Regions from separate parts of the Homo sapiens genome. Here region 1 is linked to region 2. A link is an interaction called in ENCODE POLR2A ChIA-PET data of the cell type or tissue named here. Cell type or tissue: OCI-LY7. All regions are shown on one strand. Each heading gives the region's core, and the rest is flanking DNA. Links, peaks and the distances in the headings are about the cores only.

Region 1 (2,899 bases), core at 275-2,774, 230 kb before region 2:
GAAAGAAACCTGCAAAAGATGGCAAGACCTCTACAGGAAAAATTGTAAAATTTCATAGAAATATTTCTTAAAAACTAAATGAAGAGAGAAATATACTGTGCTCACAAATAGTCAGATATATTGTGAAGATGTGGATTCACACAAAATTGATCCATAGATTCAGTGCAATTCCAATTAATATCCGAACAGGATTGTTCATGAAATTTTATGATTCTAGAGTTAATATTGAAGAATAAGTGGCCAAAAATATCCAGAACGCCACTGCACTCCAGTCTGGCCAAGAGAGTGAGAGCCTGTCTCTAAAAAAACAGAAACAAAACAGAAACCCCCACACATTTGAACTGTGGGATACGGTATGACAGGCTGACGAAGAAAGGAGGGCTTGCTCAATACCTAAAGCTAGGAAAAATGATTATACACATGAAGAAAGATGAGGAAAAAATTTTTTTGAGACAGGGTCTGGCTCTGTAACCCAGGCTAGAGGGCAGTGGTGCAATCTCAGCTCACTGCAACTTCTGCTTGCCTCCCAGGCTCAAGTCATCCTCCCACCTCAGCCTTATTAGCTAGGACCACAGGCACGTGCCACTATGCCCAGCTAATATTTGTATTTTTTGTAGAGATGGTGTCTCACTTTGTTGCCCAGGCTGGTCTCGAGCTCTTGAGCTCAAGCGATTCTCCTGCCAGCCTCCCAAAGTGCTGGGACTACAGGTGTGAGCCACCACACCGGCACATGAAGAAAGATGAAATCGAATCCCTGCTTCACATGATTTACATTAAAAAAAGAAAAAGGTCAATCACAGAAAAAGGTCAATTACATGCCAAAAACAAAACCTCGGCTAAGCACTACCTATCTAGGTAAATACATTTTGGACTGCAAGAGAAAGAAAAGTCTCTTAAAATACAAAAGGGGGCCAAGCGCAGTGCCTCACATCTGTAATCCCAGCACTTGAGAGGGCGAGGTGGGCGGATCACTTGAGCCCACGAGTTTGAGACCAGCCTGGGCAACATAGAGAAACCCCATCTCTGCAAAAAATACAAAAATTAGCCAGGTGTGGTGGTACATGCCTACTATGGTGGACCATCAGTAGTAGGTGGTCCCAGCTACTCGGGAAGCTGAGGTGGTACAATCACCTAGGCAAGGGAGGTCAAGGCCGCAGTGAACCATGATTGCACCCACTGCACTCCAGCCTGGGCAACAGAGACTCTGTCTCCAAAAAAAAAAAAAAAATTTTTTAAAGGGACCCAGGCATGGCGGCACACACTTTCATTCCCAGCTACTTGAAAGGCTGAGGTGGGAGGACTGCTTGAGCCCAAGAGTTCAAGTCCAGCCTGGGGAACATAGCAAGACCCTGTCTCTAAAAATAATTAATTAATTAATTAATTAATTTTAGAAATACAAAAAGGACTGTCAAACTAGGAGACTATATTCATAATACACAGAAACAACAAAAAATTAAGAATATACAAAGAACTGCAAAATAATAAGCACAAAGCATGAAAAAATGGGCAAAGGACATCTATAGACATTTCACAGAAAAGCCAACCAAGTACCACATTGGAGATGTTCAACATTAATAAGAAAAGAAGAAAAACCAAAAATAAGAAAAATACATTATGTTTTGGGAGGAAAACCCTGGAATAAGATCTAGTATTTGATGGCACAACAAACATAATGTATTTAGATGTTCAACATTAGTAAGAAAAATAAGAAAAACCAAATAAGATGATAATGACATGCCGTTTTACACACATTCAATTGACTCAAACTCAAGGAAAGAGGATGTGGGCTTGCAGGATGTCTACGATGGTTCAGCAGTTCCACTCCAGCCCAAGAGAAAAGACAACCACAGAAGTGTTCCTGGGCTGGCACAGTAGCTCATGCCTATAATCCCAGCACTTTGGGAGGCTGAGGTGTGAGGATCCCTTGAGGTCAAAAGCTTGAGACCAGCCTGGGCAACACAGTGAGACCTTGTTTCTACAAACACACACACATAATTTTTTAAAAATAGCCAGGTATGGTGGTATGCACCTGTAGGCCCAGCTACTCAGGAGGGTGAGGTGGGAAAATCGCTTGAGCCTGGGAAGTTGAAGCTGCAGTGAGCCAACGTCGCACCACTGCACTCCAGCCTGGGCTACAGGGCAAGACCCTGTCTCAAAAAAAAAGAAAAATTCATTTTTCTATGCAATTTTATAAAAAGCCATTAAAAAAAAACAAAAGATAATTGCAGATGATGATAAATAAACCAAGGTAAAGGGACAGAAACACAGGAGAAGCTACCTTAGATACAAGAACCAGGGAAAGCAATTCTGAAGTCTGAAAAAGACCATTCTGGGCGCTGGGTGCGGTGGCTCACGCTTCTAATCCCAGCATTTTGGGAGGCTGAGGCAGGTGGACCACTTGAGCTCAGGCGTTCGACACCAGCCAGGCCACTATGGTGAAACCCCGTCTCTACTAAAAATACAACAATTAACCGGGTGTGGAGGCACCAGCCTGTAATGCCAGCTACTCAGGAGGCTGAGGCACAAGAATCACTTGAACCCAGGAGGCGGAGGCTGCAGTGAGACAAGATCATGCCGCAGCACTCCAGCCTGGGTGACAAAGTGAGACCAAATGGAGAAAAAGACCATTCTGGATAGGAAGAGCCGCGAGTGACAGAAGGAAGGAGAACGAAAGAAGCAGAAGGTAAAACGTGGCACACAGGCACAATGAGGCAGTATTCAGCCATGAACAGAATGAGATCCCATCATCCACAACTAGGATGGAACTGGAGGTCACTGTGTTAAGTGAAATCAGCTGGGCACAGAAAGACAAACTTCACATGCTCTCATCTATGTGGGGGAGCTAAAAATTAAAATGACTGAACTGATGGAGATGGTAGAGTAGAAGGACGTCTAGGGG
Region 2 (2,899 bases), core at 345-2,844:
AGGGTGAGACTGCAGTGGGGGTTGTTTTTATTAAAAGCATCATGGACACAGCATCATTAGGGCTGATCTCCCTGCTGGGATCGGGGCAGGCGGCCGGGGGCTCCTGACATCCGAGGGCCGGCGGGGACCACGAAGCACTTGGGGAAGATGCCGATGCGGCCGTCACAGTGGCCCTCCAGCCATGCCTGGTCCACTGCAAGGGGGACATCGGGCTCTGCAGGGCGTTACCCAGGCGTGGCCTCTGGGTGCCACGTCTGCTCACAGCACAGGCCGAGCTCTAAGCCCCCCACACCCCGGGCACCACGGTGCTGCCTGGGAAGGGCCATGCCCACCCTACCTTCACACAGGACGTCCACCGTGTCCCCCTGTCGGAAGCCCAGGTCCTCTGGCCCCTGGGCGGAGTAGCTGTGCTGGGCCACCACCTGGTAGAGGACCGGCCGACCCCCGGCTCCCTGAGGCAGGAGAGTGGGCTGCAGGTCGGGCCGGGCACTGGGAGGAGGGGCCTCCACCGCCCCTCAGGGTGCCCCTGCCCCTGCCTCGCCCTTGGCTCACCCTGCACTGCAGCTGCAGCCCCCTGGGGCAGGCAGCTGCGTCCTGCCAGGCCCTCTGCAGCGACTCCTCCTCGGGGATGGGGACCCAGTGCCCGTCCTCACCTGGGGCTAGGTAACTGCAAAGAGATTCCTCAGAGGGGGCCTCCTGGGTGGGGCCTGCAGGGAGGGCAGTGACCTCTGCCACCCCCTCTTCCAGCAGCTGCCTCAGTCGGGGCGGTGCCCAGCTCCACCGCAGCCACCGGGGGCTTTCTGGCCCACCTGAGTTGCCCAAGCTGGGCCTGGTGAGGGAGGGCTTGGCCCAGCAGTGCCCGCAGGCTGGACAGGTCGGCTCCTCTTCGTGCCCTCAGGGCCACTGTGAAGGCGCACTGCACGGTGACAGTCACCAGGGGCTCGGAGCCCCCTGCACCTGCTCCCTGGGTCCAGGCAGGAGGGGGAGGGGTGGTCGCTGAGGCCCAGGGCCTGGTCAGGGCCGTCTTCAGCCCGAGGGGTGTGGACAGAGACTGGGCAGGTGAGGGGGGCTTGCAAGCCTTGATTCTGAGGGATGGGGCTTGGCCTCAGCCTCCCTCAGGTGACTGACAGGTGAAGGGTCTAGAGCCTCTTACCCCAGCACCCGCGGGGTCCTCACAGGGGCCGGGGCCAGGCCCCCCCATTGCCGGCAGCCCTGTAGGACAGAGCAAGACTGACACAGCCACTACCACCAAAGTGGGCCCTGTGGGTGGAGGGCAGCCGGCACCCATGCACCAGCAGCTTCCTCCTTCACCCGGGGACCCCGCCGCTGAGGACGCCCATACCTGGGGAGAGAGGAGCCTGTTTGCCAACTTGCTCCACCTGGGGCCTCTGCAAGAGAAGCACAGGCTGGGTGGGCTGGGGCGGTCAGGTGCTGGAGGCCGGTACTGTCCTCGCAGAGCCCACACCAAGGGTGTGGCCTGTGTGCCCGGCCAGCACCCAGCAGGTGGTCTGTGGGTGTTGAATTCAGGGCACTGGCCACAAGTCGGCTGCCTTAGGATGGGGCTGGGTCCCTGCAGACCTAGAGGCTGCCTGTCACCAGGAGGGAGCGCCCCGTCCCCCAAGGCCCACCGAGGTGGCAGCTCCAGGTGGGTGGGCTCCCCAGTGACCCCAGGAAGCTGAGGACCCAGTCCCTGGGCCCCGGCCTCTGTGTGGGCTCGACATTAACCGTGTGCCCTGAGTTGGGCACTGAGCAGGAGACCAGTTCACCAGCTGCAAGTCACAAAGTCACAGCCCAGCGCTGGCTAGACCCTGAGGGTCAGGCATTGCTGTTGTTTTTTGAGAGGGAGTCTCGCTCTGTCGCCCAGGCTGGAGTGCAGTGGCGCCATCTTGGCTCACTATAAGCTCCGCCTCCTGGGTTCACGCCATTCTCCTGGCTCTGCCTCCTGAGTAGCTGGGACTACAGGTGCCCGCCGCCATGCCCAGCTAATTTTTTGTATTTTTTAGTAGAGACAGGGTTTCACCATGTTAGCCGGGATGGTCTCGATCTCCTGATCTTGTGATCCGCCTGCCTAGGCCTCCCAAAGTGCTGGGATTACAGGCGTGAGCCACTTCGCCTGGCTTTTTTTTTTTTTTTTTTTGAGACAGGGTCTTGCTGTCTTGCCCAGGCCGGAGTGGAGTGGCACTGTCATGGCTCACTGCAGCCTCCACCTCCCAGGCTCAAGCAATCCTTCCACCTCAGCCTCCCACGGTGCTGGGATTACAGACCACTGTGCCCGGCCTCGATTGTAACTTATTATTAGATTTATCAGATGGTTGAAGTTGCCTTAGGTTAGGAAGGACGAGAGCTTAAAGGCCCATCGTGGGAACTGGGCAAATAGTTCCAAACCCTGAGGGAATTAGTGAAGCACAGCTTGGAGGGCGCCCTTGCCCCCGGGATGCCACGGTTAAACTGGAAGTGGGCATCCATAAAGAGAGAGTGCCGGGGCTGCTTCCTGATCGCATCCTCAGATGCGCTCAGCGTGAAATGCAGGTGCCTTCTCTGGGCCTCCCGGATCCTGCAGCAGAGCCTCCGCCCACGGCTGCCACCCTGGGAGCAGCTGGGGTTCCTGCCTTCCTCCGCCTCTCCCCAGGTGCCGGGGTGTCCGGGAGGACTCGGGGGATGGAGTCGCTGCTGGGCCCCCATGGGGGGCGGGAGCCTTGGGGCCCCTCCAGAGCTGTCCTGCCTCCCGCCTGTCCCCAGCTGGGTCACTCCTGGTCACTCGCACCCCAGTGGGAGGGGAGGGGCAATGGCCAAACTGAGGTGGTCCTGGGGGCTGAGGGCCTGCAGGGCTACGTGGATGTCTCCACTGGACACCACCTCTCTCCTGTCCTGATGGCCAATGCCCACTCGCCTCGGGCAC

What was found. Peaks named below come from ENCODE experiments on the same cell type or tissue, not always from the same donor. Only the 100,000 strongest peaks of a DNase experiment are listed, where the experiment ranks them.
Region 1: POLR2A ChIA-PET joins it to region 2 with 5 read pairs; 2 of 35 experiments call an interaction of 5 or more read pairs at or near these places.

What each region holds. Positions count from the first base shown.
Region 1 is chr9:137,657,886-137,660,784 of GRCh38, reverse strand. All of the region lies in intron 1 of EHMT1 (euchromatic histone lysine methyltransferase 1), which reads right to left. Among named protein-coding and RNA genes, the nearest start is that of EHMT1, 40 kb to the right of the region's middle. In OCI-LY7, for the core only: a CTCF peak has its summit at 457; a DNase peak (open chromatin) is centred at 1,814; H3K4me3 peaks cover 1,241 bases; H3K27ac peaks cover 2,500 bases.
Region 2 is chr9:137,431,518-137,434,416 of GRCh38, reverse strand. It overlaps NOXA1 (NADPH oxidase activator 1), which reads right to left. Exons shown (of 14, transcript NM_001256067.2): 9 at 1,343-1,388; 10 at 1,154-1,212; 11 at 810-964; 12 at 553-667; 13 at 338-452; 14 at 11-193. The coding sequence ends at 57. ENTPD8 (ectonucleoside triphosphate diphosphohydrolase 8) reads left to right here. Exons shown (of 10, transcript NM_001033113.2): 10 at 1-53. Among named protein-coding and RNA genes, the nearest start is that of ENTPD8, 8.4 kb to the left of the region's middle. In OCI-LY7, for the core only: no CTCF peak of the experiment used is centred there; no DNase peak of the experiment used is centred there.